2 separate regions of the Homo sapiens genome follow, and region 2 is linked to region 1. The links are chromatin contacts, found by Hi-C or POLR2A ChIA-PET in ENCODE. All regions are on one chromosome and are shown on one strand. The core of a region is the stretch at or near the end of the contact, and the rest is flanking DNA. Distances in the headings are between cores, read along the strand shown. Region 1 has its middle 16 kb from the start of MRPS18A. Region 2 overlaps PTK7 (protein tyrosine kinase 7 (inactive)).

Region 1 (5,674 bases), core at 2,317-4,816:
CTGTGGCTCCCACTGGGGCTCTGCCACCCTTGTGTTCCACTGAGATTTCAGTCTGGACCTCCTGGAGAAGAGATCCAAGCCACTAGCCAGATCACTGAAGATATCACTGAAAATTCACAGATAATTCAGAAAAGGAATTTATGCATTTCTCCAGGAAAGCGTGCTTGAATTCTATGCTATGATCTCATTCGCCTCTCTCATTTGCCTATTATGGAAGCATTTTGGATGCCTGCACATTTGCTTTGTAAGCAGCTTTTTAAAATGTACAGTTGCCTGAAGTTGCTAGAAAGAGACTATTTTAGCAGAAGTTAAGAAGAGAAGTTATTTGAATACTAGAACTTACCCAGCTGCAACTTCCTTTGCCGTGTTTGATGACACTTTGCTCATAGCTGACCTGACTGGAGAGGAGGAACATCTGGCAACTGGAATCTTAATAACAGTAATGGAAGAGGAAGCAGGCTCTGGTGTCCTCACCAAGCAGGTAAAAGTGGGCTGACTGGAGCTAGACTCCAGGACTAGATGAACCGAGCTGTTACAAGACACAAAGCTATTTAAAATGCAATGGATGAAGTAAATAGTATGAAACCCGAAGAAATGACCACCACATTTTCAAAGCAGATTTGTAAAAATTGTATTTGTTACACTGTGCACAAAACTTTTATACTATTAGCTGGGCGTGATAGTGCACGCCTGTAGTCCCAGCTACTCAGGAGGCTGGGGCGGAAGGGTTGCCTGAGCCCAGGAGGCAGAGGTTGCAGTAAGCCAAGATCTGCACTCAGACACTGTCTCAAAAAAAAAAAAAAAGAAAATTTTATACTCAATAAATATCAAACTACATTCTTCTGAAATATAGTTCTAGTATTTCTAGATGTTTCTAGTGTTTATGGTCACTTCACACATATATTATGTACAGTGAAACCATTTTTTTTTTCCTTTTCTTTCTGAGGCAGGGTCTCGCTCTGTCACCCAGGCTGGAGAGCAATGGCTTAGGCAAACCAACCCTAGTATGTTAAACCATTTCCCTGTTATTATTTAAAAACCATAGGATTGTGCTTCTCTATAAAGTGTGTACATTTAGCAGTGTAAAATACTGACACATTAAAAAACAAAAACAGAGGCCGGGTGCAGTGGCTCATGCCTGTAATCCCAGCACTTTGGGATGCCGAGGCAGGCAGATCACCTGCGGTCAGGAGTTTGAGACCAATCTGGCCAACATGGCGAAACCTCGTCTCTACTAAAAGTACAAAAATTAGCCAGGCGTGGTGGTAGTGTGCCTGTAATCCCAGCTACTCAAGAGGCTGAGGCAGGAGAATTACTTGAACCCGGGAGGCGGAAAAGCTTGCAGTGAGCTGAGATCATGCCATTGTACTCCAGCCTGGATGACAGAGCGAGAATCCATCTCAAAAAAAGAAAAAGAAAACAAAACAAAACTAAACAAAAAAAAAACAGAAAAAATAACGAGGAAGCTCTTGCTGCTCATGGTATGCTCACTAAGTAAATACAGTGCTAAGCAAATGCTGAGTAAATACAAAGCTAGGTGCAGAATACTGTGAATGGCATATTTACCAAAGAAAGGGGGAGGGTGTGGGAGTGGGGGAAGTGAAAACATGTTGATATACATTTGCTGCGTATACCTAGAATATCTCTGGGAAACCACATAAGAATCTGGTGAGGGGAGAAGGGGAGGGAGACTTTTCATTATATATACTTTCACACTCTTAAAATTTTAAAAGGCCGGGTGCGGTGGCTCACGCCTGTAATCCCAGCACTTTGGGAGGCCGAGGTGGGCGGATCACGAGGTCAGGAGTTCGAGACCAGCCTGACCAACATAGTGAAACCCTGCCTCTACTAAAAACACAAAAATTAGCCGGGCGTGGTGGTGCGTGCCTGTAATCCCAGCTACTCAGGAGGCTGAAGCAGGAGAATCGCTTGAACCCGGGAGGCAGAGGTTGGAGTGAGCCGAGATCATGCCACTGCACTCCAGCCTGGGCAACAGAGTGAGACTCCATCTCAAAAAAAAAAAAAATTAAAATATGAAAATATACCACTACAAACAAAAATGCTTTTTAAAAATCAAGATGAGGCTTAATTCTGCCTGGAGATTTATTTGATGGTAGTCCTCACCCACTGGCCCTCTTCCGAGGGCCCCATCTCCACTCCTCTCTGGCCAGTTGTCTCAGAGATAGATGCCAGCTTCCTCAAATCTTATGCAAAATTATCACTGTCTTGACTTCATCTTCACATAGTCAAGCCATGCCTTTTTCGCACAAAGGGCCCATTGCTGTGATTTCCCCACAAAAGAATCATTTCCCCAAGAGGAACCATGCCATGTCCCTAGAAAGCAGAAAGAGTGACAGTATCCTCTGTATTAAACAGCCCTGAAGTGTTTCTGCCAGGTCTGTTTCCATGCTTGCCTCTTCCGGCCTGGATTGTGGGTCTTGAGAGCAAAAACCTGTTTTATGCATCTCTGGGTCCCCGGCTTCATAGGTGATTCCAAATGCACCACATCCCTTCTTCAATGCCTGGCACAGCATGGTTCACACAGAGGACCCCTAGTAAATGTTTACCAGGTTGAGTCGCTTTGGTGAGGTGTGTGAACATGGAGAGATAAGACAGAGGGTGGAAGTTGGGCCAGATCTGGAGCAGAGCCAGAGGGTAATTAATAAAAACAGCTCACATTTATTGAGCATTTTACTACTTGCCAGGTGCTCTTCTCAATGCCTTTCTGCATTAGCTCATATAATCTTCACAACAACCCTACCAAGCAAGTTCCATTATTATCCCCATTGTACAGATGAGGAAACTGAGGCACAGAGCGACTAAGAAACAGTGTGTTGTTCAAATACTGTCATGTTCTATGGGTGCCATGATGTATCTGTGGCTAGGAAGTAGTTTTCTAGAACGTGGCTTTAAATTAGACTCACTCGGGGATCTTCTAAAACTCCTGATGCTCAGGCCACAAACTACACCAATTAAATCAGCATCTCTGGAGGATGAAATTGTCAATGGTAGTTTTTAAAGCTCCCCGAAAGATTCCAAAGCGCAACTGAATTTGGGAACTAGGGATCTGGGCCAAATCCTTTAATCCTTTATAATTAACGCACATGGAGATGTCACGGCGCAGAGAGAAGTGATTGCACAGGGGCACACAGGAGGGCAGTGGCTGAACCTCTGTCCTCCAGTGCCCAAGGTAGGTCTTCTTCTGCACCCCCAGCCCCTTCCTCCATGTTGCTGTAGGCACTGAGCTGGCAGGCTGCTAGGCCCACATGGATCTTACAGGTCTTGGCTCAAGGCTGGCTTGGAGGAAGATCCCCAGGACAGGCTAACTGATCCCCCTCATCCCAACGTGCCCCCATTCAAGCAGCTCCACAGGCTGGATGCCTTAGGGCAGAGCCCAACCTGGAAATTCTCCAGGCTTGGACACCACCCTGGATTTAGACAGAGCTCAGGGAGACTCAGGATGGGTGGGGCTTGGGGCAAAACACCACGGGAGTTGTGCCACAGTCACAGGCAAAAGAGCCGGGGCAGGCCCAGAGGCTAATTTCCCTGACCCCGCCCTGTGGGGCCTGTGTACTCCCCTCCTCCTCTCCCCACCCTCTGATGACGCACTGACCCCGGCCCTCCCCCTCAGTTCCCTCACCCCTCATTGGGAGGTGACGGAAATTCATTTCTGGCGGCCTGAGGGCTGTCAGCAACTTGTTTTCATTCTAGGGTCTGGCTGGTCCAGATAGGTCCATCCGGGCCCTATGTCACACAGGGGACACACACACAAACACACACACACACACACACACACACAAACACACACATTCACACACCCCAAACAGAACCTCTGGAGGAAAAGAAGGGAGGCACTCCAGGGGTTCTGAGTCACGGGATTCAGGGCATTCATAGCCAAATGCCACTCTTGGGAAAGCGGTGGAGCAGTTCACAAGGAAAGTCAAAGAGGCTGGACAGGGAACCAGTTCTCCTGTAGTCTTCCTCCGCTCTCCTCTAGCCCAGTGGTTCTCAACCCTGGCTGCACATAGAACCATTTAAGGAGCCTTTAAAAAACGCTGCTGCCTGGGCTCCAGCCCTGAGAGAGTTCAATTCAACTGTTCTGTTTAACTCCGGGGAGAGGCCAGGCCATCATCTTTTAATTCCCTGGTTGATGCTGATGAGCAGCCAGGAATGAGAGCCCTTGCTGATGGAATCATCCAGGCAGGATGGATTCACTCCCAATCTCACTGGGCAGATGGTCAGGGGAAGAGTCTGCCCTTTCTGTTGGAGAGGGGAGGGAGGTGTTGCAGGCAATATACCCCAAGACCTCATCTTCATGTCCATCATCAACACAATTCAGTAAAATGGTGGTTAAAGAACAGGAGCAGGTGCTCATTCTGGCTCTCCCCTTTCGTCACCTCGGACAAATTACTTGGCTTGTCAGAGCCTCAATTTCTTCATTCATAAAATGGAGAGAATAGTTGCCACCTAGGAGGTACTTGTGACAATTAAATGATTAAGTCTACACAGTCCTGAGCACATAATAAGCAATCAATAAAAAATAGGCTTTAATAATAAAAAAATGAAAGCCGGTTTGTACACCTATGTTCATAGCAGCTTATTCACAACAGCTAAAAGGCAGAAGCAACCCAAGTGCACATAAGCAAAATGTGGTTCGTACATGCAATGGAATATAACCTTAAAAAGGAAGGGAATGGCCAGGCGCAGTGGCTCACACCTGTAATCCCAGCATTTTGGGAGGCCAAGGTGGGTGGATCACTTGAGCTCAGGAATTTGAGACCAGGCTGGGCAACATGGTGAAACCCCATCTCTACAAAAAAATACAAAAAGTAACGGACATGGTGGCACATGTCTGTAGTCCCAGCTACTTGGGGGGCTGAGGCAGGGGGATCACTTGAAACCGGGAGGTGGAGGCTACAGTGAGCAAGATCATGTCACTGCACTCCACCCAGCCTGGGGGACAAAGTGAGACCCTGCCTCAGAACAAAAAAAAAAAAAGGAAGGGAATTCTGACACTTGCTGCAATATGGATGAACCTGAGGACATCATGCTAAGTGAAATAAACCAGTCACAAAGAGACAAATACTGAGTGATTCCCCTTATATGAGGCACCTAGAGTCATCAAATCCAGAGACAAAGTGAAAGCGTGGTGCCAGGGAAAGGGGAAGAAGAGGGAATGGGGAATTTGTGTAAATTAATGCAGAGTTTCAGTTTTATAAGATGAACAGAATTCTGGAGATAGAAGGTGGGGATGGTTGCCTAACAATATGAATTTTTTTTGTTTTGTTTTGTTTTGTTTGTTTTTTTGAGATGAAGTCTCACTGTGTCACCGAGGCTGAAGTGCAGTGGCGCAATCTCGGCTCGCTGCAACCTCTGCCTCCCAGTTCAAGCAATTCTCCTGCCTCAGCCTCCTGAGTAGCTGGGATTACAGGCACCCGCCACCACGCCCGGCTAATTTTTTTTTTTTTTAGATGGATTCTTGCTCTGTTGCCAGGCTGGAGTGCAGTGGCACGATCTTGGCTAACTGCAACCTCTGCCTCCTGGGTTCAAGCAATTCTCCCGCCTCAGCCTCCTGAGTAGTTGGGATTACAGGCACGTGCCACCACGCCCAGCTAATTTTTGTATTTTTAGTAGAGACGCAGTTTCACCGTGTTGGCCAGGATGGTCTCGATCT
Region 2 (5,674 bases), core at 1,779-4,278, 550 kb after region 1:
CAGCTACTTGGGAGGCTGAAGTGAGAGGATCACTTGAGCTCCACAGGTCGAGGCTGCAGTGAGCCATGATTGCACCACTGCATTCCAGCCTGGGTGACAGAATGAGACTCTGTCTCAAAAAATAAAATACAGGCCGGGTGTGGTGGCTCATGCCTGTAATCCCAGCACTTTGGGAGGCCAAGGCAGGCAGATCACAAGGTCAGGAGATCGAGACCATCCTGCCTAACGCACAGTGAAACCCTCTCTCTATTAAAAATACAAAAAAATTAGCCAGGCATGGTGGCGGGCGCCTGTAGTCCCAGCTACTCGGGAGGCTGAGGCAGGATAATGGCATGAACCTGGCAGGCAGAGCTTGCAGTGAGCCGAAATCATGCCACTGCACTCCAGCCTGGGTGACAGAGAGAGACTCCATCTCAAAATAAATAAATAAATAAATAAAATACATTAAATAAAACTCAGTCCGGGCGTGGTGGCTCACACTTGTAATCCCAGCACTTTGGGACGCCGAGGCAGGCGGATCACTTGAGGTCAGGAGTTCGAGACCAGCCTGGCCAATGTGGTGAAACCCCATCTCTACTAAAAATACAAAAATTAGCCAGGTGTGGTGGCACGCACCTGTAATCCCAGCTACTCAGGGGGCCGAGGCAGGAGAATCATTTGAACCTGGGAGGCGGAGGCTACAGTGAGCCGAGGTCCTGCCACTGCACTTCAGCCTGGTCGACAGGGTAAGACTCTGTCTCTAAAGAATACATAACATAACATAACATAACATAACATAACATAACATAACATAACATAACATAACATAAATAAAATAAAATTCAGTTCTTCTGTTGCTCTAGCCAAATTCCAAGTGTACAGTTGCTATATGAAGCTAGTGACAACTATATTGACCAGCACAGAAATGGAACATTCCCATCATCGTCCTGATCAGTGCTGCCTGAGGCTCTAACAGGCAGTGCATTAATGCAGAGGTGCTAAATGAATGATGTAATTAGAGTTGGGAAAAACCTCATCCAGACGGAGTCTCACTCTGTCGCCCAGGCGGGAGTGCAGTGGCAGTCTCAGCTCTCCGCAACCTCCGCCTCCCAAGTTCAAGCAATTCTTGTGCCTCAGCCTCCCAAGTAGCAGGACTACAGGCATGCGCCACCACGCCCGGCTAATTTTTGTATTTTTAGTAGAGACAGGGTTTCACCATGTTGGCCAGGCTGGTCTCAAACTGATGGTGAATGATCTGCCTGCCTCGGCCTCCCAAAGTGCTGGGATTACAGGCGTGAGCCACTGTGCCTGGCTGCTTTGGTACATTTCTTTATCAACAGTGAAGACATAAAATCTCAGGATAGCTTTCAACTAAATGTGTAACCAGTGAGGAAGGTTAAAGAAGAGGGCGGGTGGGCTGGGCGCAGTGGCTCACGTCTTTGAGCGGTGGCTCACTTTGGGAGGCCGAGGCGGGTGGATCACAAGGTCAGGAAATCGAGACCATCCTGGCTAACATGATGAAACCCCGTCTCTACTAAAAAAAATACAAAAAATTAGTCGGGCTTTGTGGTGGGTGCCTGTAGTCCCAGCTACTCGGGAGGTTCAGGCAGGTGAATGGCGTGAACCCGGGAGGCGGAGCTTGCAGTGAGCCGAGATCCCGCCACTGCACTCCAGCCTGGGCGACAGAGCGAGACTGCCTCAAATAAAAAAAAAGGCGGGGGGCGGGGGGGCTGGGCGCGGTGGCTCACGCCTGTAATCCCAGCACTTTGGGAGGCCGAGGCGGGCGGATCACGAGGTCAGGAGATTGTGTCCATCCTGGCCAACTTGGTCAAACCCCGTCTCCACTAAAAATACAAAAAAATTAGCCGGGCATGGTGGCGGGCGCCTGTAGTCCCAGCTACTCTACTCGGGAGGCTGAGGCAGGATAATGGCGTCAACCCGGGAGGCGGAGCTTGCAGTGAGCCGAGATCGCGCCACCACACTCCAGCCTGGCGACGGAGTGAGACTCCGTCTCCGAAAAAAAAAAAAAACAAAAAACAAACAAAAAAACGGGGCTTGGGCGCGGTGCCTCACGCCTGTAATCCCAGCACTTTGGGAGGCTGAGGCGGGCGGATCACGAGGACAGGAGATTGAGACCATCTTGGCTAACACGGTGAAACCCCACCTCTACTAAAAATACAAAAAAATTGGCCGGGCGTGGTAGTGGGCGCCTGTGGTCCCAGCTACTCGGGAGGCTGAGGCAGGAGAATGGCGTGAACCCGGGAGGCGGAGCTTGCAGTGAGCAGAGATCACTGCCACTGCACTCCAGCTTGGGCGACAGAGCGAGACTCGGTCTCAAGAAAAAAAAAAAAAAGAAGGCAGGTGGATGGCATGTCAGGATTACTGGGCCTCTCTTCTCTGGGTACAGGGAAGTACACTGGGGTTTCCATGAAAAAGCAGAGTCTGGCTGGGCACAGTGGCTCACACCTATATTCCCAGCACTCTGGGAGACCAAGGTGGGTGGATCACAAGGTCAGGAGTTCAAGACCAGCCTGGCCAATATGGTGAAACCTCATCCCTGCTAAAAATACAAAAATTAGTTGGGTGTGGTGGCGGGCTCCTGTAATCCCAGCTACTCGGGAGGCTAAGGCAGGAGAATCGCTTGAAGAGCGATCCCAGCTACTTGGGAGGCGGAGGCTGCAGTGAGCCGAGATGGTGCCACTGCAACCCAGCCTGAGTGACAGAGACAGAGCGAGACTCTGTCTCGGGAAAAAAAAAAAAAAAAAAAAAAAAAAAAAGCTGAGTCTACATCCCTAAAATAACCCCTGCAGCACCGTCCTCAGAATGCCTCAGGTGCACTGGTGGTAAAGGGGCCAGGCTGCTTCAGTGGCCATCATAAACAGAGCCAACTCCACTTCAGGCTTCAAAATCCCAGGGCATTGTCCAACCTTGCTTGATTCTCTGTAAGCGGCAGGCAAAGGTTTTGGTAACGTGCCCTCATCAGACTTGTGAGTCCCCTTGGCCTGCTCTCTCTGATCTGGCTCACAAGTTAAACAATCTGCTGCTAGTCAAGGTAAACAGAAGAAGGTGGACTTGGCATGGTAACTGACTTGCTATCTTTCCAGAGAGGTGGTGCTTCCGGAAAGCAAGGGCAGTAAAAGGGAATTCTGTTAGACTCAAGCCAATTCGGTGTTTCCTTTATGCTGGGCAAGATGCCATCAGATAGCCACTGGAGTAATTCTCAAATACTGTTATAAAAGACCCGTTCTTTGGTAAAGATCAGACCCACTCCTTCCTTTCCAATTTTAACACCCCAGGGGTTTGCCCATGTTCTGGCTAACCCACTGTGATGCTATGAGATCTCACAAGAGGCCTTCTGTTTCCTGCCACGGCATCTGACTGCATAAAGCATGGTCCACCAGGTGTGCTAAGCTGATCCTGCTTCTCATCACATCATTAGTTCACAAGTGATCCATGAAGCAATCACAGATTACAGCTCTCTGATATCATCTTATCAGCTACTCTAAAAGGCATTACCTACCATTATGCCAACACCCAGGACCCATGTCTTTGATTTCTGTCACTAACTCACTGCTCTCTTAAAATCCTCCTGAGGCTCCCCTCAGCCCACTCACACCCAATATGGCACTTTGGTGCCAACTCTAGCTGGCCAGGGAACACCCTGCCTACCACTCCACCTCCCTAGAATACTTAAGTTCAAGACCAGCCTGGACAACATGGCGAGACCCCCATTTCTACAAAAAATAAAAATAAATAAAAAGAGGACAGGATAGAAAACATCAAGTGCATCAAACACAACATTGTGAAAGTTTAATTTTAGTTATATGAGCCTGCACACCAGATCATGAGTAAAATGCATTTCTTTTTTGTTGTTGCTAAGTGATGCAGGTCTTGCTATGTCACTCAGGCTGGCCTCACTCCTGGGCCCAAGGGATCCTCTGGCCTCAGCCTTCCAAGTAGCTGGGATTACAGGCACATACTGCTGCACCAGCTTAAAATGCATTTCCTAAAAGGGATTATAATCAAAAAGCATTTCAAAGCTACTAGTCTCCACCAGGGCTCCTTGAACTTTAATGAGCTTAGGAATCAGCTGGAGAGCTTGTTTGAAAAATTCACATCTTTAGACCTCACTCTCAAATACTCTAATTCCCTCATTCTGAGTCATGGTCCAGAAATCTTTTTTTTTTCTTTTGAGACAGGGTTTGACTCCTGTTGCCCAGGCTGGAGTGCAGTGGCAAGATCTCAGCTCACTGCAACCTCTGCCTCCCAGGCTCAAGCGATTCTCCTGCCTCAGCCTCCCGAGTAGCTGGAATTATATGCACGTGACACCATGCCCAGGTACTTTTTGTATTTTTAGTAGAGATGGGGTTTCCCCACGTTGGCCAGGCTGGTCTCAAACTCCTGGCCTCAAGTGATCTTCCCGCCTCAGCCTCCCGAAGTGCTGGGATTTCAGGTATGAGCCACTGTGCCTGGCCTGCATTTCTTTTTTTTTTTTTTTTTTTTTTGAGACAAAGTCTTGCTCTTGTCTCCCAGGCTGGAGTGCAATGGCACGATCTTGGCTCACTGCAACCTCCATCTCCCGGGTTCAAGTGATTCTCCTGCCTCAGCCTCCCGAGTAGCTTGGATTACAGGCACCTACCACCACACCTGGCTAATTTTTGTATTTTTAGTAGAGACGGGGTTTCACCATGTTGGCCAGGCTGGTCTCGTACTCCTGACCTCGTGATCTGCCCGCCTCGGCCTCCCAAAGTGCTGGGATTACAGGTGTGAGCCACTGAGCCCTGCCTGTTTTTTTTAAAAGCATCCTCTCTATGTAACGCAGAGTATGGTCCTTGGAGAGTGTAGAACCCAACTTATTAAAGTTCCCCCATCATATTTAAGACACTATGGCAAAAAAGTGTGAAAAAGATATTTAGCAAAGATGGTGATGACTTGCAGTCAAATAGAGTCCCTTAGGTCACATGAGAAAGGTAACTGACTTCCTGTCAGCCTATGTCTCATCCCAGCCAGAGAATCCCACCTTGACTCCCCTGACTCTTGAAGCCATCCCCTTTCTGCCATTCAACTACATCCTGTCCTTGTGAACTAAACTCAAATGGTTTTCTCTACTAGGAAGACTTCTTTGTTAACCACAACCATCTGTCCACCTACAGGACATGGGTGTCTTCAACATCTCTTAATGCCTCCCACTTGCTTTCTGTTTTACCTCAAGTCTGTAAGGCACAGGTCATACTCATGTACCTAATCTCCTCACTAGATCATAAGTGCCCCAAGGGCAAGATGCCTGTCCTTTCCCCCCCTCCCCTCCCTTTGAGACAGGATCGTGCTCTGTTGCCCAGGCTGGAGTGCAGTGGTGTAATCATGGCTCACCGCAGCCTCGACCTCCTGGGCTCCAATGATTCTTCCTCCTCAGCCTCACAAGTAGCTGGGACTACAGGCATGCCCCCACGCCCGGTTAACTTTTTTTTATTTTTTGTAGAGACAGGGTCTTACTATGTTGCCCAGGCTGGTCTCAAACTCCTGAGCTGAAGCAATCCTCCTGCCTTAGCCTCCCACCGCACCTAGCTGATGCCTGTCTGTTTTAATTTTGCATTCCCAAGGGCCCCTGGGGCCACACCTGGCTCAGTGAGGAGTCACTGGCTCTGTGAGTGTCCTAATTTGTGAGCTCTTTAGTCCTGAAATCTCACTTAGCTGG

The links. Hi-C counts contacts between places; a loop is a spot of excess contacts on that map. ChIA-PET counts read pairs that join two places held with the same protein, here RNA polymerase II (POLR2A).
Region 2: a loop to region 1 is called in a map of posterior vena cava, with 7 times the contacts of the local background. The contact joins two enhancer-like sites. A Hi-C loop is called at or near these places in 1 of 168 maps with a recorded cell type or tissue (posterior vena cava). POLR2A ChIA-PET finds 5 or more read pairs at or near these places in 1 of 52 experiments (activated CD8-positive, alpha-beta memory T cell).

Annotation. Positions count from the first base shown.
Region 1 is chr6:43,700,848-43,706,521 of GRCh38, reverse strand. It overlaps the pseudogene EXOSC8P1. Among named protein-coding and RNA genes, the nearest start is that of MRPS18A, 16 kb to the right of the region's middle. RefSeq lists a silencer at 3,431-3,530 and an enhancer at 2,633-3,618. Within about 2 kb of position 3,566, at least 29 of the 41 ENCODE cell types and tissues checked have a DNase peak (open chromatin) inside an H3K27ac peak, as active enhancers do.
Region 2 is chr6:43,147,870-43,153,543 of GRCh38, reverse strand. All of the region lies in intron 17 of PTK7 (protein tyrosine kinase 7 (inactive)), which reads right to left. Among named protein-coding and RNA genes, the nearest start is that of SRF, 21 kb to the left of the region's middle. Within about 2 kb of position 3,028, at least 5 of the 41 ENCODE cell types and tissues checked have a DNase peak (open chromatin) inside an H3K27ac peak, as active enhancers do.